2 separate regions of the Mus musculus genome follow, and region 1 is linked to region 2. The links are chromatin loops, found by intact Hi-C in ENCODE. Cell type or tissue: gastrocnemius. All regions are shown on one strand. Links, peaks and the distances in the headings refer to the core of each region. The heading gives the core; the rest is flanking DNA.

Region 1 (17,021 bases), core at 4,760-12,759, 400 kb before region 2:
GTGCAGAATGGGTTCAATCTTCAGCACAAAAACAAACAAACCAACCCTGAAAAGAGAAAGGAACACAGCTAGAGCATCTCACACAGGCAGGCAAAGACCTACACAACATGCTCAACCAAGAGGGAACAATAAACCAACATTTATAGAATCCTCTGCCCACCAAATATCAAAATACATATGCTTCAACATGTGCCAGGGAATAGATAGAAAGATAAACCATAGCTTAAGCCACAACAAAACCCAACAAATTTTAATAAACTGAATCACACAGTAATTGGACAACAGACTCACACTAGAAATCAGTAGCAGAAAGTATGTGGCAAAGTAATTTATCTTTTAAGGGTTCAAAAAGGCTTAGTCTCTAATATGAAAGTACTAAAAGGTAATGGAACTGGAAGTGTTGGGGTCTAGTAGAAGATAATTATGTCAGATGTGCAGCCCTTGGAAGAGACTAATGGAGTTCTAATGTGTTCTCAATGAAACTTCCATGAAGTCTTCTAAAGCAAGTGGCCCTGGTACATACATAGATCCTTTTGCCTTCACAGTTTACCTTATGTTCCTCTGACACACACTCCTAACCATGTCATTCGCCATGTGTTATGGTCAATGGGAGTCTACAGTAAAAACCAATGGGGCTGTATAAATTTATTCTTTCAGCTTCTAAAACAAAGAGTTAAATAAACATCTTTTCTTTATAAACTGCCTAAGCTTTAAGTATTTATTTTAGCAAAAACACCAACACTAAAAAAAAAAAAACCACCAAACTAATACAGATAATAGGAAAGTATCCTTAATGAAGATAAACAATACAATTCTGAATAATCCGCATGTCAAAGAAGAAATCTTCAAGAGAAACAGGTGTCATAATGAAATAGACCAGAATCTACATAGCAAATTCTAGACTAGCCAGACAGAGCTAAACAGGAAGATACTGTCAAAAAAAGAAGGTGTGTGTGTGTGTGTGTGTGTGTGTGTGTGTGTGTGTGTGTAAACAATTCATCCACTGAAGAATCTGTAGAGGTGGCATCAGTACCTAAGAAGATATTTATTAGCTATTAAAGTCACATTAAGATGTCACTACATAATATACCTATCAAAACAGTTACTTACAAAACTAATAATACTAAATGCTCAGACAAGTATGCTGAAACTGGCTCATTAATATGAAGCTGATAAAAAATAAAATGCTACAGATATGATAGAAGACTGTCAGTTTCTACTAACACTAAACATGCAACCACCACACACTCTTCCCATCCTGAGTGTTTCAATAAAACAAATAAAACTTGCGTTCAAAAGTTTGTACCAAGCCTTTATCCAATATTCAAAAAGAGCCATACAAATATCCTTTAACAAACGACTGCCTTAAAAAACTAGTAAAGCCATACCAAAGTGAGCAAGACTGATCCACAAAACCTGGATAAAGTTCTAAGGGAATTACAGGGAGTGGAAAAAAGCCAGTAATGATGACTGCTAACTCTGACTCCATTTACATAAAATTCTTAGAATGATATGTTACAGAACTAGAGCTAGTGACTAGAGAGAAATTACCAAAGCTATGAGAGAATGGGAAGGGGGCTGGAGAGATGGCTCAGCAGTTAAGAGCACTGATTCCCTTCCAAAAGACTTGGGTTTAATTCCCAGCACCTACATGGCAACTCGCCACTGTCTATTAACTCCAGCTCCAGAGGACCATACACCCTCACACAGACATATATGCAAGTAACACCAATGCACATAAATTTTTTTTAAAAATTAAAAGAAAAAGGAGAAAATGGGGACAAGAGAATTGTGGGTATGATGGTTTTGTTAGTCAGAGCTTTCTCTGACCACTAAAAACAAACAAACAAACAAAAAACTGAGAGAACTTATGTTGAGCTCAAACATCTTGGCTCACAATTTTGAGTTAGCCCATAATTAGCTAGTATTGGTGCCATGAAGGAACAGAGCCACTTATTTTATGGTTAAGAAGCAAAAGAGAAAGGAAGGGAGCTAAGCCTCTGAGAGAACATATCCTCCCTCCAGCCTCAAAATGACCCAAAGATCTCTCCCTAGGCCTCAGCACTTCAAGGGCCCATCACTTCCCAACAGCACCGAGGGCTGGGAAGCAAGCCTTCTTTTTTTTTTTTTTTTTTTTTTTTTTTTGGTTTTCCAAGACAGGGTTTCTCTGTGTAGCCTCTGGCTGTCCTGGAACTCACTCTGTAGACCAGGCTGGCCTTGAACTCAGAAATCCGCCTGTCTCTGCCTCCCAAGTGCTGGGATTAAAGGCGTGCGCCACCACTGCCCAGCAAGAAAGCAAGACTTTTAACACACAGACTTTTGAGGGGCTTAGAAATCACAGCAGCGACAAATCAGCAACATGACAGATTTTTTTTTCTTCATAAAAGAAATACACTGTCTGTTGACTGTGTCAACATTAATAGTCTGATTGTGATACTGTACTATAATTCTGCCAGGTGTTACCACTAGAATAACTTGGTCTTTCAGTAAATTCTAAGGTTTCTTACATTACATGTGGATTTAGAATTATCTCAAAATAAAGTTCAAACATAAAACAAAAATTAGCACATTTAGCACTTAGTGTATTGCTGCTGTAACTCGTTAACATTTAGTAATTTTAGAAAACACAAATTTATTATCTTACAGGTTTTTTTTTCTGAGGGTCAGAAGCTTAAAATAGTCTGGTGAAACCTATAACACTTACTAAGCAATATTTTCAAATGTATACACATAAATAACCAGGTAAAGTAAAAAATCAACAAAACTAAAATGCATTTACTTTTTTTTGTTGGTGGTGATTGATGGTGGTACTAGAATCCAGGGCCTCCCACATACAAAGTACATTTTACCAATGAACCACATCAATGTGTGTTTAAAAGCTTTTGAGACAGGGTCTCAGTAAAGCTGCCCAGGTTGGCCTTGAACCTTCAAAATTCTCTCTAGCTAGTATATTTTATGTCTCTTTGCCATTCTTTTTCTTTACTCTTCCATGTTCTTTTCTGAAGAAACTAGATTCATCTTTCCTATAGTGCATCCCCCATCATGAGTTTGGCCTATAATCAAAGCATGTGGGAGATAGAGGCAGGAAGGTCACCATAATAAAAGTTCTAGACTAGCCAGAACTACACAGGAGGATCCTGTCTCAAACTAACTTACTAACTATAACTACTTAAATGAGAAGAAGAGAAATCAATTCCAAAGAGTTGTCCTCTGACTTCCACACATATGCCATGTCATGTGCATCAGGATGCAAACCTCCCTACAGAGACTACTTAAAATACATTTTCACCTAACATAGACCAATAATTTAGAGAAACTATAAATCAATGAAATTTTATAATATTTAGGGGTTATATTTGCTCATAATTTTTAAAACTAGGGTAGGGTAATAGTTTGTGTAAGGGCAATTTAAGTTATAAACAGGCTCCAATATAATAGCCAATCATGAGTTTCTTAACTTGGCGTAGAACATAACTAAATTTGCTTTATTCACCCTCATTTCAAAGTAAGGGCTGGAGGGATAGCTCATCAGTTATGAGCACTTATTCTTGCAGAGGATCTGGGTTCTAGTCCCAGAACCCACACAGAGGGTCCTACACCTTCTGACCTACATAGGCACCAAACAAGTCCATGGTGCAAAGACATACTTGCAGGTAAAATACCCATACACATTAAAAACATTTTTTCAAAACAAAACCACTGTATTAGTATTTACATATGAAATTCTTAAAAGTAAATAAAATGTCTTTAAAGTTATAATCATGTATGAGTGTGTATATATATGTGTGTGTATATATATGTGTGTGTATATATATATGTATATATATGTTTTTAGCTTATAAACAAAGATTCTTACAGTAATGTGTTCAAAGACTTTCCATTTCATGATATATATCTAGGGAATTTTAAAGAAAGATGTTGTCTCTATTAAAAAAAAAAAGAAAAGAAAAGAAATACAACTTAATTCCTAAATTGCAATTCTACCAATTCTGTACCATTAAAATCTCAGAAAATTAAATTCTAAGAAATAATTAACTTGAAATTTTCAAGACTGCTCCTTCCCTACTTTCTATTTGTTTTTTGAAATTTTAGATGTAAGATATGCTTTCCCAGTCATTAATAGTCTCCCAGCCAAAAAAAGCCCAGGACCAGATGGGTTTAGTGCAGAGTTCTACCAGACCTTCAAAGAAGATCTAATCCCAGTTCTGCACAAACTATTCTACAAAATAGAAGTAGAGGGAACTCTACCCAACTCATTCTATGAAGCCACAATTACTCTGATACCTAAACCACAGAAAGATCCAACAAAGATAGAGAACTTCAGACCAATTTCCCTTATGAGTATCGATGCAAAAATCCTCAATAAAATTCTCGCTAACCGAATCCAAAAACACATTAAAGCAATCATCCATCCTGACCAAGTAGGTTTTATTCCAGGGATGCAGGGATGGTTTAATATACGAAAATCCATCAATGTAATCCATTATATAAACAAACTCAAAGACAAAAACCACATGATCATCTCGTTAGATGCGGAAAAAGCATTTGACAAGATCCAACACCCATTCATGATAAAAGTCTTGGAAAGATCAGGAATTCAAGGCCCATACCTAAACATGATAAAAGCAATCTACAGCAAACCAGTAGCCAACATCAAAGTAAATGGTGAGAAGCTTGAAGCAATCCCACTAAAATCAGGGGCTAGACAAGGCTGCCCACTTTCTCCCTACCTATTCAACATAGTACTTGAAGTCCTAGCCAGAGCAATTCGACAACAAAAGGAGATCAAGGGGATACAAATTGGAAAAGATGAAGTCAAAATATCACTTTTTGCAGATGATATGATAGTATATATAAGTGACCCTAAAAATTCCACCAGAGAACTCCTAAACCTGATAAACAGCTTCGATGAAGTAGCTGGATATAAAATTAACTCAAACAAGTCAATGGCCTTTCTCTACACAAAGAATAAACAGACTGAAAAAGAAATTAGGGAAACAACACCCTTCTCAATAGTCACAAATAATATAAAATATCTTGGCGTGACTCTAACTAAGGAAGTGAAAGATCTGTATGATAAAAACTTCAAGTCCCTGAAGAAAGAAATTAAAGAAGATCTCAGAAGATGGAAAGATCTCCCATGCTCATGGATTGGCAGGATCAACATTGTAAAAATGGCTATCTTGCCAAAAGCAATCTACAGATTCAATGCAATCCCCATCAAAATTCCAACTCAATTCTTCAACGAATTAGAAAGAGCAATCTGCAAATTCATCTGGAATAACAAAAAACCTAGGATAGCAAAAACTCTTCTCAAGGATAAAAGTACCTCTGGTGGAATCACCATGCCTGACCTAAAGCTTTACTACAGAGCAATTGTTATAAAAACTGCATGGTACTGGTATAGTGGCAGACAAGTAGACCAATGGAATAGAATTGAAGACCCAGAAATGAACCCACACACCTATGGTCACTTGATCTTTGACAAGGGAGCTAAAACCATCCATTGGAAGAAAGACAGCATTTTCAACAATTGGTGCTGGCACAACTGGTTGTTATCATGTAGAAGAATGCGAATCGATCCATACTTATCTCCTTGTACTAAGGTCAAATCTAAGTGGATCAAGGAACTTCACATAAAACCAGAGACACTGAAACTTATAGAGGAGAAAGTGGAGAAAAGTCTCGAAGATATAGGCACAGGGAAAAAATTCCTGAATAGAACAGCAATGGCTTGAGAAATGGGACCTCATGAAACTGCAAAGCTTCTGCAAGGCAAAAGACACCGTCAATACGACAAAAAGACCACCAACAGATTGGGAAAGGATCTTTACCTATCTTAAATCAGATAGGGGACTAATATCCAATATATATAAAGAACTCAAGAGGGTGGACTCCAGAAAATCAAATAACCCCATTAAAAAATGGGGCTCAGAACTGAACAAAGAATTCTCACCTGAGGAATACCGAAAGGCTGAGAAACACCTGAAAAAATGTTCAACATCCTTAATCATCAGAGAAATGCAAATCAAAACAACCCTGAGATTCCATCTCACACCAGTCAGAATGGCTAAGATCAAAAATTCAGGTGACAGCAGATGCTGGCGAGGATGTGGAGAAAGAGGAACACTACTCCATTGTTGGTGGGATTGCAAGCTTGTACAACCACTCTGGAAATCAGTCTGGCGGTTCCTCAGAAAATTGGACATAGTACTACCGGAGGATCCTGCAATACCTCTCCTGGGCATATATCCAGAAGATGTCCCAACCGGTAAGAAGGTCACATGCTCCACTATGTTCATAGCAGCCTTATTTATAATAGCCAGAAGCTGGAAAGAACCCAGATGTCCCTCAAAAGAGGAATGGATACAAAAAATGTGGTACATTTACACAATGGAGTACTACTCAGCTATTAAAAAGAATGAATTTACGAAATTCCTAGCCAAATGGTTGGACCTGGAGGGCATCATCCTGAGTGAGGTAACCCAATCACAAAAGAACTCAAATGAAATGTACTCACTGATAAGTGGATATTAACCCAGAAACTTAGTATAGCGAGATATAAGGTGCAATATGCAAAACATATGAAACTGAAGAAGAACGAGAGACCAAAGTGTGGACACTTTGCTCATTCTTAGAATTGGAAACAATCACCCATGGAAGGAGTTACAGAGACAAAGTTTGGAGCTGAGACAAAAGGATGGTCCATCTAGAGACTGCCATATCCAGGGATCCATCCCATAATTAGCCTCCAAACGATGACACCATTGCATACACTAGCAAGCCTTTGTTGCAAGGACGGTGATATAGCTGTCCCTTGTGAGACTAGGCCGGGGCCTAGCAAACACAGAAGTGGATGCTCACAGTCAACTATTGGATGGATCACACGGCCCCCAATGGAGGAGCTAGAGAAAGTATCCAAGGAGCTAAAGAGATCTGCAACCCTATCGGTGGAACAACATTATGAACTAACCAGTACCCCAGAGCTCTTGACTCTAGCTGCATATGTATCAAAAGATGACCTAGTTGGCCATCACTGGAAAGAGAGGCCCATTGGTCAGGCAAACTTTATATGCCCCAGTACAGGGGAACGCCAGGGCCAAAAAATGGGAATGGGTGGGGAGAGGGTGGGGGACTTTTGGGATAGCATTGGAAATGTAATTGAAGAAAATACGTAATAAAAAAAAAAAAAAAGAAAGAAAGAACTACCTTCAAAAAAAAAAAAAAAGATATGCTTTCCCCCACAACGGTAATTCATTGGTTTACATAAAAAAGGACTCTAAACAAATTCTCTTAAATGTTCTGACAGAACTAAACTTATTTTTAAAAAAGGATTTATTTATTTTATGTGAGTACACTGTTGCTGTCTTCAAACACACCACAAGAGGGCATCGGATCCCATTACAGATGGTTGTGAGCCACCATGTGGTTGCCAGGAATTGAACTCAGACTGGAAGGGCAGTGTTCTTAACCTCTGAACCATCTCTCCAGCACTCTCAATATTAACTTGTAACTATGGCCTATTATTTGTTGTTTTGTTCTGAGGCAGGGTTTCTCTATTATGTAGTTCTTGCTTCGCTGACCAGGTTTGCCTTGAATTTCCAGAGTGCTTTCTGTCTCTGTCTCCCAAGTGCTGGGATTAAAGGCATGCACACCTGGCTACACCCTCTGTTCAACACCCTTTTGCTTAAACTTAGCCTAAGTTTTCTAAACCTCATCTATCAAATTTAGCTAAAATTTGCTTTTTTTTTTAAACACATACTACTGTCCATATCACATCCCCACACAACATGAGTTAAGATTATCTACAGGAACATGCCTATCTCACTAAGAGGGATCAAAGCACAGGATGACTGGCAAGAGGGAAGTAAAGTCAAAATTGAACTGAACTCTCAGCACTCCCAAGAGAAAACAAAAACTAGGAAAATTCACGTGAAAGGAGTTCTTAAACATTCACCTATACTTCCACCAGGTGGCGCTATTAGCTGTGTCCCAATGTTGGTGCCTTCCTGTGTTCTGCTACTGGAATTCCTTTCCAGGACATCAGCATGCTCCTTTTTAATTACATGCTTCCAAGTGTCCTTAACTGAATCTATGTACAAACACAGCAATAAACAGCTAACTAGATAATACAGTGCTCTAAGAGGGATCTGGGATGAGGGGGTGGGGAGATGATAGGGCCAATTCTCATAGAAATGGAATAGTAGTGGAGAGGGAGAGAGCTCTAAACATAGTTTGCCTCCTGCAGACATGAGGACCTGAGTTCAAACCACAGAACCCATGTAAAAAGAAAAAGCAGAAATGGAAATGGTGGTGTACTTGTAATCCCAGCTCTGGGAAGGCAGAGACAAAGGCAGATCTCCAGGGTCAGCCAGCCTAGTGCAATTAGTGCATTCCAGATTGGTAAAAGGTGCTGTCATAAACTCCTCAGGACAGCTTCTGAGGAGCACACACACAAACACACTCACTCACAAATTTACTTACCTTGGAACTCAACAACAGGTTAAATAAACATTTTAAAGCAAAAGCAACCACATAGCTTTATCTGTCTGTACCTCAGATAATGAATGGTCTGAAGCATAGAGGGCCTGGATTGCCTCAATGAAAACCCCCAGTCCTTGCCTGTGTTTCTTTTCCCGTTTAACACTGGACTGCTACAAGCACTTTGAGGAGAGATTTTCTTTTAATTAGACCCCTATTCTTTCCAATATAATTATGCCTGTCTCTTTGACTGGCTTGTATTTTAATACTTAGTTACACCAAAAAGGGCTTTACTGTATGTAAATCAACTAAGTATGGAACCAAACAGCTACCAAGATGACTTAAAACACAGAATCAGTCTCCCACATACATAATCTTATATTGTTATTCAATACTCACTAAATTTTATATACCTTCCAACTGTTCATACTTTTTGTGACAGCCATCAAATTTGGAGACAACTAAATATTCATAGTAAAAGAGAAACTAGCATCCTACTATTATAAAATTGCCTTGTCTTTATAGATCCCTTAGTCAACTACAAATCTAAATCAATGAGTACACCAGACCAAAATATCTATACTTCACCTATTTCTATAAATTAATTAAGAACACCTAATATTAAGTTTGTCAAGACAGTCACTTGTGATCTCAAATGCCCTTAACCCCAGTACTCAAAAGAGACACAGGCAGATCTCTGAATTCAAGACCAACCTGGTCTATATAGAAAGTCCCAGGACAGCCAGGGCTACTCAATGAGACCCTGTCTCAAAGAAAGGCTATCAAACCATCTAACCAGGAAACGCTGAGGAAGGAGAATGTTTGCCATTGGCATAGGTCATGAGCAATGGGACCCTTTTTTGGCAAGTTAGATGTTCCTGTCTGAAAACAACTAGTGGCGGAGGAAGGGGGGGGGGGACATCTACAGGGAAATCTACCATGCTAGTTACACATACAGTCTGCTGTGCTTTAACTCATCACTTGACAATTTCCTGTTTCTGATAAGAATCAGCTAAGTAACAGTACCCAAGTAACTAAGTCAGGAAGTTTAGATGGGTTACAATCTCTCAGTGAACTATGAAAGGAGAAAAATCAACAATAACTTTGATATGCTACAGCAGGCATAAAGAGAAGGAAATTTACAAGATTACTGTAATCAACATTTTAAGCCACAACATCATATAGTTTATATTGCTAAATATTCTAACTAATGAAACACTCTACTACTTACAAAACAAAAATTAGAAGCACATCAGAAATAGAGGATTAAATCAAGTTGTTTTGTTGAGTTTGGTTTGGTTTTATTTTCTTATTGTTTGGTCAGTTGTAATCACATGTAGCCCAGGCTGGCCTTAAAACTCACTATATAGGTGAGGATGATCTTGGCTTTGAACTACTGATATTCCTACCTCCAATCCCAAATGCAGAAATTTTAGACCTGTATCACCATGCTCAGCACGATTAGGTTCTTTTAAAGATAGGGAACAATTTTATCATATTTTATTCAGGTTTGAATGATTACTTTGGATACATAACCAAGATGAGAAAACAAGAAAGATGAAAAAGTAAAAGGGTATTGTGCATATAAAATTCACTTGTTCATTCAACAAATATTAACTGAATAAATGTACACTAGGAGAACAAACCAAGTTCTGAAAACAAAGGAAGAGAAATCAAGTATTCTGCTAATAAAAGGAATTCTAGTGAAACTCCTGTTTCTTCAACTCATTTATACACGCCTTAGACTAACACAAGAGTAACACATTCCCTATATGATGATTTTGTCAGTCATCACAAAATCTTACTTTCTATCCTCTCTGAATTAAAATAAATTTACCCAAGATTACATCCTCTCGGGCTGGAGAGATGGCTCAGGGGCTGCTCTGCCACAGAAAGGACCCAGCTTCTGCATGGCTTCTCTCAACTATCCCTAACTCCAGTCCTGACATCCTCTCACACACAGACAGACAGACATGCAGGCAATAACACCAATGCACATAAAAAACAATAAATAAAAGAACATACCAATTCTGGAATCTGAAGAGAGGATTATGTTTTATAATAACTAAAGGAGCAACCAGTAAAATAGTAAACAATCTTGCTAAAGTAAATTACAATCATACAATTATAATACAAACTGTGAAAATGTATAACAAAGAATTGCATTAATATAAGACATTAGTTATTAGTTAAAGAGTTATTACCCTAATCCTTAGGTTACTGGATGGCTAAGAAACAAAATAGAATCACAATTGACTACATCCATTTTAAAGTGTTCTGAATGAGATAAAAATAACTGATGGGGTCAAGGATGTAGCTCTGGGTATATCGCCTGCCTAGAGCATGAAGCTCTGCTGAGCTCAATCATCATCACCACATAAAACCAGATGTAGTAGCACATGCCTGTAGTTCCAGAACTGGGGAGGTAGAGACAGAGGATCCAAGATCATCCTTAGTTTAAAGCCAGGATGAGTTAAAAGAGACCCATCTCAAAACAAGAACAAATTTACCAACAAGGAACACTGAATTACTTCTACTTAAAATTTCACATGTAAAGCTGGAGACAATCCTCAACACACACACACAAATCCTATGTTGAAATCCAAGCCCCAGCACCTTAGAATATGGCTATCTGGGTAGCTTCAGAATGTAAATGAGATAAATGAGTTTACCAACAGGCCCTTATCCAGTATGACTGGTGTTCCTGTAAGAGAAGTTTGGTTCACTTAAAGAGAAAGCAGTTATCCAGAAGCCCAAGACAGGAGGAAAGTTAACATACAGAAGAGGAGGCTCTCAAGAACTCTGCTGATACCCTAACCTCAGACTTACTATCTCACCAAGGCTCAAGGGTTATGGAAGAAGAGGGGACAGAAAGACTGCAAAAGCCAGAGGCAATATACAAGGAAACTGGTTTTCCAGACACAATATGGCAGCTGCATATGAATTCATGGCAGTCGTAACAACACGCACAAGATCTGCACAAGCTCAAGCCAAACAAAATCTCAATGTGGAGGGGAGGGACACAAAGTCCTAAACCTATTGAGGAACTATTGGTAAATGACAGCTACCAGGAAAGGGTGGTTTTAGTTTTAAGGATGTGGCCCCTAGGTGGTCTAACTAGTGCCAGTGGAAGGCCATATAACTCAGTGTAGTAGATAGGTAGTACTAACATGACTTCATGGGTTTAAAAAAAAAAAAAGGTGAAGACACAAAGTTGGGTGGATATGGCTTGTGGGTATGGGAGGAGATGTGCAAGAGGGATGAAAATGTTCAAAATACAATGTATGAAATTCTGAAAGAATTACTAAAAACACTTTTTAATATAAATTCCAGGATTGGCAAGACAACTCAACAGTTAAGAGCATACATCATTCTTGCAAAGAACCAGAGTTTAGCTCCCAACACCCATATCATGTGGCTAACATTTGCCTATTAACATCAGCTCCAAGGGATCCAACACCTCTGGTTTTCGCAAGCACCAGCATCGATGTGTATACACACACACACACACACACACACACACACACACACACACCTATACATTCTATGACTTATTAATTACATGTATAGGGAACTGGTCTATTATTACTTTAAAATCCTAGCACGTTTCACAGCACTACTCCTCTGTCAGACACCTCCATTTGCCTTTCTTAGAAATTTCCTGTTGCAACCCACCCTAAACCCAGTTAACTGTATGACCAAGCCAATGATCTGGATTAATAAACCCTATTCAGTCACCTCCCTCTCAACTCGCTGCCCTTGTATCCTTTTAACAGGATTCAAGTGAATGTACAGTAACAGCATTCTGGCCATATACATAAGGAGCCAAGCAGCTTACTAAGATAATGAAGCATCCTTTAAGTGGTCTCCTGTTCCCAGTCTCACTTTCTTCTATTTGGAAGAATTTAATTGTCATTTTTAGAAAAAGTTAGCTGGAAACGTGAATTTTTCCTTTACTATTTACTAAGTGGCCTTGAGAGTTAAACTGAATGAAGTTTCAAATGAATTTGCCTTGAGTTACAATGAACTTATTATTTTTGTGGTCCTTAAAACTCTACAAAGACAAGAACTCTTTCAACACGAGAGAAACTAAAGTCATGAGAAAATTCTAGGAAGGTGGCAAAAGAGGAAGTCACAAGAATGTCTCCAAACCTAGATTAGCACTAGCATAATCTGGTCTGGTCTGATCTATTCAGGGAATCCTAAATAGAGACCAGTACAAGGCAACTTCAGTGCAAAGTTATGAAATACAAGGTATTGCTAATCTGAGTTGATTTCAGCTCATTCTGCGGGCAGTGACTACCTGCTCAATACCTTGGCAGTCATACATTCCATTTCTCCCAAATGTACTTCCTTCTCAGATTGAAGGAAATTTAAAGAATTCATATTCTCTCTCTCTCTCTTCATTCTCCCTCCATTTTTCTGTTATACTCTTTTAGGAGCCAATAATAGATCAAAATATTCAAAAGAAAACAAACACACTGAAGTACTTAAAAAGGCAATGCGAATACCAAGAAAAGGTAAAAGCAGACGTGACATGGGATCTGTGTGATATAATCAAGAGAACTAACCATTGTGGGAATTCTGTTACACACACACACACACACACACACACACACACACACCATTGTTAAACTGCTGTCATTTGAGTCCAAGTATCTGGATGGTATTCACTCTGAGTCTATTTGTATGTAGTTCACATCAGAATTGACTTAGATGTTCACGGGTCTACATATTTTTGGTTAAGAACTGTGCCAATATTGAAGCAATCTGCCCTTACAATTTGTTGGCTATATTGCTGAGCAAAAAGTGTCCACTTCACCAAACAAGTCATCAGGTCAGTTACCAGAGCTCTACCTGGCTACGTGTGTGAATGCTTGTGGTACCATTCAGCTGGAGTTCAGGAACAGGACAGCCTGTTAGCAATCACTGCTGACAGAGCTTACAACCCTAAGCCTCTGTACACACCACTACACATCTACACATTTCTCAGATCCCACCTCACGTCTATACTTGACAGATGTTGGGGCTATCTCCACCAGCAGCTAGCTACTGTATGGGGCTATGGCTTCAGAAGAGCAATTCAGGTACCAATGTTCCTACTCACCACTAGCCTGGCCAAACCTCCCCTCAGCAGCCACCAGCTTATAGATGCTTAATGGCTCAGCATCTATAACTTCCTGGCAAGAAAAGTACAGCAACAAAGAATCACACATCCTTAACTTAGTAAGGCAGCAAACTTCTTAGGTGAACAAACAAGCAAACAAGAAAGGAGTCAGACTATAGCTTTCAATAATACCCCTGTAGATATAATGCTTGAATTAAAAGACGAAGACTGGGTGCTGGGGAAATGGTTCATTCAGTAGGATGCACAAAACATAAATGCAGATCTGAGTTCAGATCCCAGCACCCATATTTTAAAAATAAATAAATAAAAATTTAAAAAAAGGACAAAGTAGTGTGTATTTGTAATCTCTCGGTTCTGAGGACATGAAGGCAGAAGGATCTCTGGTTTACTGACCAGCCAGTCTACTGATTCAGTGAGTTTCTAGTTCAGTAAGAGACCCCACTTCAAATAAATAAGGACGATAACAATAAAGGAAACTATCCAACATCAGCCTCTGGCCTCCACATGCACAAGTGTGTACGAGTATGTGTGACACACACACAAGAATACATATACATATGCTCAAAAGGATTTTAAGGGAGGAAGTCATAACTGAATACCCACCATTACAGCTACTGCTATCATTCATTAATATCTATGCTCTCCTCATCAGCTTACTGCTATCCTACATTTTTTAGAAATGCATAAATTTCTACAAAGAAAACATGACTTGGCTAGGACCAATACAATATGGATAAAAGCGATAAATACCACTTCCAATCCAGTACCTTAAGTCTTCCTATCACATTTCCATTTTCAAATCAACATCAGAAGCCATTGCTGATTGTGGTGGTAACATAAAAAGACAGAAGAGCTTATGTCTCTAAGTAAGTGCATGGAGCAAAGTTACCTCAACACACACCTCAGACAACAGTGATATCTGAAAGTAGTATGAAATCCTGTGTTGTCACTAAGATTTGTGGCTTGTTGGACTCAGTAATGAATCATAACCTAATATAGAAATCTTAAAAACATTTCTCTAGCTGGTGTGTAAAATAATTTTTTAAAAGCTAATAAAGAGATTAAAAAAAAAAAAAAAAAGACTGATTAAGCCAAAAAGCATCATGGCTCATGCCTATAATCCAATACCTGGAGGAGGCAGAATGACTGCCATGAGTTTATGGCCAGGGGCTACAGTGAGTTACAGTCAGCCTAAACTAGAGTTCTGAAGAAAAATAAAAATGTATATTCATACTGTAGAAGAGTAGGTCTCCTTTACTTTTTCATCTTGGTATGAAAAACTCTTTTCCATTAAGTCCCCACTCCCTCCTCCTCCTGGCTCCTAGAGGACTTGAATCTCTGAGTTTGAAGCCATCTTGGTTTACAAAGAGAGTTCCAGAACAGCCAGGGCTGTTATGCAGAGAAACCCTGACCCCAAAACAAAACAAAAACAACAGCAACAACAAAAAGAATATTGCCTAATTTTTTAAAAAAAGAGAAATTATATTTTTCTAATTAAAAAATACAAATCTAAGTCGGGTGTGGTGGCTCACGTCTTTAATCCCAGCACTCGGGAGGCAGAGGCAGGTGGATTTTTGAGTTCAAGGCCAGCCTGGTCTACAAAGTGAGTTCCAGGACAGCCAGGGCTACACAGAGAAACCCTGTCTCAAAAAAAAAAAACAAAAAACAAAAAACAAAAAACAAAAAAACAAAAACAAAACAAATCTAACAGGAGGTACATTATTGATAGCCTAAAATTATTACAATAACTCTGAAACATTATTGTAAATGTTGCTTTTATTTCCTCAGGTGAAGTGATGAGAGCCAAGCTGTGCAAACACTCGACCTGAGCTGAGCCCAGAGTGTTCCTAGGCCTGAAGGCTTCTAGTTTCCATACTCTCTCATCTTCTGCAGCTCTGAACCTAGAAGGCTTCAGCTTCCAGATCCCGTCTGCTAACCTAGGCCTAGAATGTCTCAGCCTTCAAGACTTACTGCTGGATAAACTCTCTCTTTCTAGCTCTCTCTGAACCCTGGCTGTCTGGTTCAAATCCGCTGTTCTGGCTCAAACTCCTTTCTAAGCTAACTGATTCAAAATGGCTTCTCTCAGCTTCTGACTGGATTGCTCTGCTTGGAAAAAATGTCCCTGAACTCCATGAACTACACTCTCTCCCCGTGCTGCTCTGAAGCAGCCTCTCTTTTCTGTCTGACCTCATGACAGTTGACTTATTCTCTCTCTGACTCATTCCAGCCAGATAGCACAGACCTAGAAGGTCTTTGGATGTGATCCCTTGGCAGAGCAGCCATGTTGCTGGATTAAAATTCCTCCATACACTATTGAGAGGTCTAAAAACCTTAGGAATAAAAATTTTCAGTTCGCCAGGAAGCAATCTAGGCTCCTTAGAGGAAGTTGTTGTTGACCAGTGACAGACCTGACTTAGGGAGGGTAAGTCTAGAGCTGAGTCAGCTCCTCAGACACTGGCTCAAGGGGATAACAAGGCTAAAACAGAGCTGGTTTCTAAAAATTCTTCAAGGTATCACTAAATATAGTGAAACTAACATAGCAGCCAATCAAAAATGCACTAATGTCATTGCTTTGCTGGCTCCCAATCAATCATATTAGAGGTTACCTAACCTTCTGGAAATTCCCCTAGCCCTGCAGGAAGGGGAGCCTGCTCCCCTCTGGTGACTACATTTTAATGAATGGTTGACCCCTGCATGCCGGTAATTTCTGCAGAACAAACTTCTTTGCCTTGGCATACTTCTTGATTCTGGAGTCTTCCTTCAGTGATTTTTGAACCTTAACAGTATAGTTCCCAAAAAATATTATAAATAGAACTTTTGCACAATCTAACAAAGGACACAGTCACAAAAAGACAGTAACTCTACTATTCCACTTGCAAAGTTAAACAAATTTATTGAAAGGAAAAAAAAACAGATTAGAAAGTAGTTGCGGGGGCTGGAGAGATGGCTCAGCGGTTAAGAGCACTGACTGCTCTTCCGAAGGTTCTGAGTTCAAATCCCAGCAACCACATGATGGCTTACAACCATCCTTAATGACATCTGACTCCCTCTCCTGGTGTGTCTGAAGACAGCGACAGTGTACTTACATATAAAATAAATAATAAATAAAATCTTAAAAAAAAAAAAAAAAGAAAGTAGTTGCTAGGGGATAGCAGAATGGGGACTTTTTTTTAAATGGGTAAAGAGTCTTCATACCAAGATGAAAACCCTACAACATGAATATAATAAGTAATACTAAACTATATACTTGAAAGTAGTTAAAACTGAAGCAGGTGAATCCTGAGTTCCAGAACAGCCTTGACTAATAAGATCTCATCTTAAAAAAGAAAAAGAGGGAGAAAAACCTTAAGGCTGTAAAATTTTTATATTTAACACCAAAAAAATAACCATAACACAACACCAGGAGGCCCCA
Region 2 (8,000 bases), core at 1-8,000:
TCTTCTCATACCATGCTGGTAGGCAACTAAAACTAGTGACAGAAGACCATATTGTTTTGGGGACCTCCCTCATCAATTCAAAAGCAGTATTTTAAATCTGGCTCTGGACCTCATGGCTTCTGGAAGCATTTATTGACCCATTTTAAATTGGAGTTTTTAATTAGTTTAGTTTTAGTTTGCAAAAGATTAAGGTTTTTTTTTATACATCTTTTTTTTCAGTTCCTGCATCTGTAACATCCCCAGTTAAGCCATTTTATCCCCAGTGCTCTCTCCATCCTCTACTTTCCTCCTACCCTACTTTGCATTTCATTTGTTGCACTGTCCCACCTCCTAAAGCCTTCCCATCAGAACCATGGCTCCTTTCTAGCTCCCCAGCCTCTACTGAACTCCATGTTAAACATACAACTCTACGAATTCACATATGAGAAAGAGCCGTGTTTTCTTTGGGGGCCTGAATTATTTAATGAATATTAACATTTTCCAGTTCCATCCATTTTCCTACAAATTTTGTAATTTCCGTTTTTCTTTATAGCTGAATAAAAATTCCATTAGAATATATATATATATCACATTTTCATATTACTCACCAAGTGATAGATCTGTAACTCATTCCATTTCCTAGATATTGAGAATAGAGCAATGAACATTGGTATTCAAATATCTCTGTAGTAGGAAATAGAGCCCTTTGGGTATATAACCAAGAGTGATACATCTGGATCATATGATAATTCTACTGTTAGCTTTTTAAGAAACCTGCATGCTCATTTCACATGGGATATACTTGTCACCACTCCTACAACCACACCCTTGACTACATTTGTTGTTGTTTCTTTTCTTGTTGCCCATTCTGACAGATATGAGATGAAACCTCAAAGTAGTTTTATTTTGCATTCCTATAACAGCTAAAGATATTGAGCACTTTTTTAAAAAAAAAATCCTTATTACTCTTTTGAATATTTTCTTTTCTGTTCCACTACACACCCCATTTTCTTGGCTGTACTGTTTTATTGTTTTGGGGGGTGGGATAATGTTTATGTTTGAATTCTTTATATTTCCTAGACATGAATCCTTTGTCTGAGGTATAGATAATAGAAATTTTCTCTCATTCTGTTGACTACTATATTACTTCTGTTGTGGTGGTAAAACACCACGATCAAATCAACATATGTTGATAAACAATGTTTATTTTGACTCAGGCTAGATCTCATAATGGCAGAAACAGCTATGAGGTTGCAGGCATGCAGCAGGAAAACCGGTGGAGTGCTCACTTTTTGAACTATAAACACAAAACAGAGAGCTTTTTACTCTCAAAGGCCACTCACTCCCCATACTTTCCTCTTTAGTAGTACCACACAACCTAATCCTTCCCAGATAGCACTAATAGCTTGGGACCAGCTGTTGCAAGTTTTTCTGTTAAACACCATGTTGGCTGCAGTATATGATATGTTGGGTTGGCATTAGGTTTTAGTAAGGTTGAGGGTTGGTTTTTTTCTTTCTCTGCAAGATAGGTAATCAGGCCGCCATATTATTCTCCCAGACATTCCTTGTAATAACAGTCACTATCCAGGTGTAGAATCATTTTGGAGATAGAATAATTAAGTCCAACAGTTATCCTTTACATGTTAGTTATTTCAGTAATAATGAAATATTGATAAAGACTATATGTAGTGGCATATTAGTTATTATAGGGTATAAGTGGAGGAGAACAAAATAAGAAAACAACTATGATTAATGATTAGTATGGGGTGATGAAAGCAGGGGAAGAAAACGTGAATAGGAAGTGGAACTTGTATGGGCAAAAGAAGTCAGGGCGATGAAGGAGCTTTGCCTAAAAGTAAATGAAGAAATAAAAATGAGCTGACAGATTATGTGAATCAGACTTGTTTCCAGTGTCTCAGGCTAGTGGTTCTTGTAAACCATATGAGACTATTTTCTTTGGGCAAGGAGAAAGCAAAAAGAAGGGAAGAAAAAAGTAACAACTGTAAGGAAGGATTTAGGGGGAAATGAAATGTAGGGCAAGAAGAGACCAGGACCAAGATGGCCTGCTAAAATGACTGTGCCTATTAAATACAGATGGGATAAATATAGAGCAGAAAGCTGGGTGGAGATTTGGGATATTAAAAACTGCCTAGTTGTTGGCTCTTGTTTAGACTATCGAGTTTCCTCCTACTGCTCGGCTGTCCTCTTCCATGGGTGGTCCCCGCTCTCTCCAATGCCTTGCCTTTGGTTGTTCCTATTACCCTTGCAGTTGTTTCTAAAGGGGGAGTCTCTGATCTGGTCAGACCTGCAAGGCTCCTTCTACACCCCAATGCAGTTCTTGCCTGGAATCTCTGACAATTCTGATGCCACTCTAGTTCCCATTGAGTGTTCAGCTTCTTGAACTTAGATCTGTTGCATCATTCCTTTTCCAGTGTAACCCAGTGGTTTGTTTTTTCTGTCGGGTTCTAGCGTACAAACCCCTTGTACTTGGTCTGATGTACTCTATGACAGCAGAAGTTTTGTTTAATTTTGTTAAAATGTTTAAATTTTATTGCATCTGCTCAGTTGGTTGTCAGTGCTGAATACCTGTGGGGTGCTAAGAAAAGGAGGGTTTTTCCCTGGTCCCACTTTGACTACTGCTGTTCTAGGTGTGGCTCTTCTACCAGATGTTTAAAGTACCCATTGCTTTTCTCATGGCTGCCTTCATTAGCTTATTTTCTGAAGACTGTTATCCACCATCTACAATCTCCCAAGAATATTTTAAGGCTTATTTTCATTTTCTGTGTTTGAATGTTTTGCCTACGTGTATGTATGTGCACTATGTTTCTGAAGGGGCACCAGGTACCTGGAACTGGATTTATATATGATAATGACCCACCATGTGAGTGCTGCGAACCAAACCCAGGTCCTCTGTAAGAGCAGTGCATGCTTTTAACACCTAGCCATTTCTCCATCTCCCCAAGGATATTTTTAATAATTGCATAGTAGTCTATTTTGTAGTTACATAGAATTTATTACCTCCTTGAATATTTCGAATGCTTTTGAAATTGAATAGTTTTGAACTTTTTTTTTTTTTTGGTGCTATGGAATTAATACTACAATGGCCATTCTCATATAAGACCTTGTTCTGTGTTGTTCATTGTTCCATGTATTGTTATGAACCTAGAAGAGGATTGTTGAGTCAACAATTATAATATGCTTACAGAATATAATGTAAGTTTGCTTCTTTACAGAGAAATTTTTCTTGAATTTGATTTTCTTCTGACCTGTCAAGAACACTGTTATTCAGGAGATTCTAAATGATAATTATATTTGAAGTTTAAATCAAGTTATAATTTAATTTGATGATAGACCTTTTGTAGTCAAGTATTTGAACAGATTGTGGCAAAACAGTTTTAGACCTTTTTGTAAAATATAGGTGTGCTTGGGTGTCAGCCTGAGAGTTGAAGCTGTTTGACAAGCTCACAAGTCTTGTTCGGTATTCTTTGCTCCAGTGCCCCCTAGTGATGGTTTCTACAATCAGCTTTCACTGTCTTTGCTGAACAAGAAACATCATTCTTATGTTAGCTCTTTGAACCTGTACAAAAGCGCTAGAAAGCTTCTAAATAAGAGTTGGAACTTAAAGAGTTGCCTTTTTCATCCTGAGGATAAAGAATTTCCATTTTTTTTCCACTTGAGTGGTCTGTGGGGTTTTTTTTTTCTTTCTTTCTCTTTCATCCTTCCTTTATCTATCTATTTAATTATTTATTTATTTATGGATACTTTTTTGGTTTTGGTTTTGGTTTTTGGTTTTTCAAGACAGGGTTTCTCTGTGTAGCTCTGGCTGTCCTGGAACTCACTCTGTAGACCAGGCTGACCTTGAACTCAGAAATCTGCCTGCCTCTGCCTCTGCCTCCGGAGTGCTGGGATTAAAGGCGTGCGCCACCACCGCCCGGCTTATGGATGCCTTTTTAAACTATTTTTATTTATTTATTTTGAAGTAGGTTCTGTGTGGCTGCAGACACCCTAGAATTCATTATGCATGCCAGGCTGGCCTTAAACACACAAAGATCTGGCTGTTTCTGCCTTCCAAACGTACTATGATATGACACCGTCATGTTCTGTTTTCTATAGTCTTACAAATATGCTATCCTACCTCACCCTGCCTGTTTCTCTAGATAACTTTGTAGTCCAATCTTTACTACTGGACTCTGGCCCTAATCCCAATTCTTTAAGTCAAAGCCAACATTACTTATATTACTATAAATTGAATTATTAACGAGGTACTTGATTTAAAATGTGTTTTTTCTTTACATTTATGACTATAGTATCTCCTCTTCATCTTCCACCTTAATATTTAAACAGACCAAAGAAAAGAGGGGTAGGGCAAAGTCTGCTAGAGTGGCCATGTCTTTTCAACCTTGTACTTCTTTCCACAAATTACATCCCTCGGAATAAGTTAAATGTTTTGTTTTTTTTTTTTTTAAGAAGGCAGGCTCTTTATTTTCTTGTTGTTGTTGTTCCCCCTGTTCCTTCTTTGTAGCTATGAAGAAGAAATAGCTTACTTGAATTCTTGCACAGAATTCCTATAGTAACAAGAATAACTAGCATCTCTCCACCTTCAGTTACTCTGACGCAAGAGAAATGGGGCAAGGATTAAGAGATAAAAAACTATCCCTAAAGGAACAAAGTTTCACTATAAACAATTTATTTTACTTTTAGAATCTTTATTTCAATCTTTTTGCTTTTGAAAATTCTGACTTTATAATCTATCCTATTAGTTGAAAGTTTACCTTTGGTCATTCCTTGACTACCAGAGTTTAATATTCATGTTCTTTCCATGTCCAGTCACAAATAATTATATGATTAGTCTAGAAAAGAGAGGCAAGAAAGATCCAAGTCTTATATCCATTGATACTTTGCTTCAATTCCAGCACTTAGCCTTCAGAAAAGCTAAGTTCAAGGCCAACCTAGGCTATATAGCAGTGAAACCCTTTCCCAAAATAAAAAAATTAAACAGGGAAGGAAAAGGAAAGTAACCTGGATATAACTGTTCATAACAAATTCTGAGCTTAAAGTTTTTATACAATTCCAATATCTTCAAATTATCTGATAACCAGAAATAAACATTTTCAATATAGAAAAGTAAAACCTCGTGGTTCATGGTTTTGGCATTTTATTAAGATCATATACTTTGGGGTTGCAGGGGTCGGGAGGCAGAGTGTACTGTGTCTGCAACCCTAATCCTGGACCTCTAGTTCTTGCTTTCTGGTAGAGTGTCTCCCATGAAGGGTAATTTAAGAGTTCCTCTGCTTCATTAGTCTATCAACTGATGGGATGCTGTTTAACCCTCTAACTTACTGAAATATTATTTCCTGAACTAAGTAAGAATAAGTGAAGAGTGAAAAGAGCTATCCTAAGTAATTGTTACAGTGTAAAAGGGAATTTTTTTATGAGCTTGTCAATGACCAAAGACTATTTTAGGAATATTTACGGACTGGGGAGATAGTTCAGCCACTAAAGTAGTATGTTTCTTGTGCCATCAAAAACACAAGTTCAGATCCCCTGTAACCACCTAAAAGACTGAGTATGGAAGAACGTGTCTGTACTTAGTGCTGGAGAAACAAAGACAGACAGACAGATCCCTGGAGCTTGCTGGTCAGGCAGCCTAACCAAATCAGTGAGTGCCAGGTTCAGTGAAAGACTGCGAAAACCATCTAGTGTTGACTTCTAGCCTATGTATACATATGTGCACACAAACAAATACATATGCACACATATACCAGAGAATATTTAGACAAAACATAACAATCTCTTTTTAGTACAAGGACTTGAGATCTTGTCCAACAAAATTAATGACAAAGGAGTGTATTTATCTATCAGACCAATTTTTTTAAATGTATTATCATACTTTTTGGGGATGTAGCAATATGTTTTCCTTCCTTCTATAGGCTTCTTAGTTTGAATCTTTTTCTAATAATTAACAGTTGTTAAGTGTTAGTTATATGGTGATTAGCTGGTAGCCACATATATCTTAAAAGTTCACAGTCGTGGCGGGCATGGTGACGCACGCCTTTAATCCCAGCACTTGGGAGGCAGAGGCAGGCGGATTTCTGAGTTCAAGGACAGCCAGGGCTACACAGAGAAACCCTGTCTCGAAAAAGCAAAAAAAAAAAAGTTCTCTGTTTCTCTCTCTCTCTCTCTCTCTCTCTCTCTCTCTCTCTCTCTCTCTCTCTCTCTCTCTCTCTCCATATGTATGTATGTATTGTTGGGTATAAGGGATGATCTTTTGAGTTAAATACTAAATTTTTAAATATTGGTTCATTCTAGCTGCTGGTGACAAAATAAGTAAGTTGCCTCATCTTAAGCTCCAGTTTTCTAACATAGAGGACAAGAAAGATATTAACTGCTTGTAACGTTTCGGGGGCAACTAGATTGAGTATTTTAGTTAATAGTACATATTAATTTGTTGATTTTAAATCTCAGTTCTTATCATTGTTTTCGTCTGCCATAATAAAAGATGAATTATCTGCAGTATAAACATGCCCAGTGGCTAGTACAAGATTGAGGTACAATGTGGTAAATTCATGCCTCCATCTTAATTGAGATAATTTGTGCATTTTTTTTTTCATTTTTTTTTATTAGGTATTTAGCTCATTTACATTTCCAATGCTATACCAAAAGTCCCCCTTACCCACCCACCCCCACTCCCCTACCCACCCACTCCCCCCCTTTGGCCCTGGCGTTCCCCTGTACCGGGGCACACAAAGTCTGCGTGTCCAATGGGCGGCCTCTCTTTCCAGTGATGGCCGACTAGGCCATCTTTTGATACATATGCAGCTAGAGTCAAGAGCTCAGGGGTACTGGTTAGTTCATAATGTTCTTCCACCTATAGGGTTGAAGATCCCTTTAGCTCCTTGGGTACTTTCTCTAGCTCCTCCATTGGGAGCCCTGTGATCCATCCATTAGCTGACTGTGAGCATCCACTTCTGTGTTTGCTAGGCCCCGGCATAGTCTCACAAGAGACAGCTACATCTGGGTCCTTTCAGTAAAATCTTGCTAGTGTATGCAATGGTGTCAGCATTTGGAAGCTGATTATGGGGTGGATCCCTGGATATGGCAGTCTCTACATGGTCCATCCTTTCATCTCAGCTCCATACTTTGTTTCTGTAACTCCTTCCATGGGTGTTTTGTTCCCACTTCTAAGGAGGGGCATAGTGTCCACACTTCAGTCTTCATTTTTCTTGAGTTTCATGTGTTTAGGAAATTGTATCTTATATCGTGGGTATCCTAGGTTTTGGGCTAGTATCCACTTATCAGTGAGTACATATTGTGTGAGTTCCTTTGTGATTGTGTTACCTCACTCAGGATGATGCGCTCCAGGTCCATCCATTTGGCTAGGAATTTCATAAATTCATTCTTTTTAATAGCTGAGTAGTACTCCATTGTGTAGATGTACCACATTTTCTGTATCCATTCCTCTGTTGAGGGGCATCTGGGTTCTTTCCAGTTTCTGGCTATTATAAATAAGGCTGCTATGAACATAGTGGAGCATGTGTCCTTATTACCAGTTGGGGCTTCTTCTGGATATATGCCCAGGAGAGGTATTGCTGGATCCTCCGGTAGTACTATGTCCAATTTTCTGAGGAACCGCCAGACTGATTTCCAGAGTGGTTGTACAAGCCTGCAATCCCACCAACAATGGAGGAGTGTTCCTCTTTCTCCACATCCTCGCCAGCATCTGCTGTCACCTGAATTTTTGATCTTAGCCATTCTCACTGGTGTGAGGTGGAATCTCAGGGTTGTTTTGATTTGCATTTCCCTGATGATTAAGGATGTTGAACATTTTTTCAGGTGCTTCTCTGCCATTCGGTATTCCTCAGGTGAGAATTCTTTGTTCAGTTCTGAGCCCCATTTTTTAAGGGGGTTATTTGATTTTCTGAGGTCCACCTTCTTGAGTTCTTTATATATGTTGGATATTAGTCCCCTATCTGATTTAGGATAGGTAAAGATCCTTTCCCAGTCTGTTGGTGGTCTTTTTG

The links. A loop is a pair of places that touch in the nucleus more often than their neighbours do. Peaks named below come from ENCODE experiments on the same cell type or tissue, not always from the same donor. Only the 100,000 strongest peaks of a DNase experiment are listed, where the experiment ranks them.
Region 1: a loop joins it to region 2, with 4 times the contacts of the local background. A loop is called at or near these places in 14 of 42 quality-filtered maps.

The regions. Positions count from the first base shown.
Region 1 is chr9:100,512,793-100,529,813 of GRCm38, forward strand. All of the region lies in intron 1 of Nck1 (non-catalytic region of tyrosine kinase adaptor protein 1), which reads right to left. Among named protein-coding and RNA genes, the nearest start is that of Gm46139, 19 kb to the right of the region's middle. In gastrocnemius, for the core only: CTCF peaks have their summits at 7,386 (motif pointing right) and 7,972 (motif pointing right); DNase peaks (open chromatin) are centred at 7,418 and 7,985; H3K27ac peaks cover 1,187 bases.
Region 2 is chr9:100,913,834-100,921,833 of GRCm38, forward strand. The region is part of intron 22 of Stag1 (stromal antigen 1); the gene reads left to right. Among named protein-coding and RNA genes, the nearest start is that of Pccb, 120 kb to the right of the region's middle. In gastrocnemius, for the core only: a CTCF peak has its summit at 3,473 (motif pointing left); a DNase peak (open chromatin) is centred at 3,477; H3K27ac peaks cover 1,106 bases.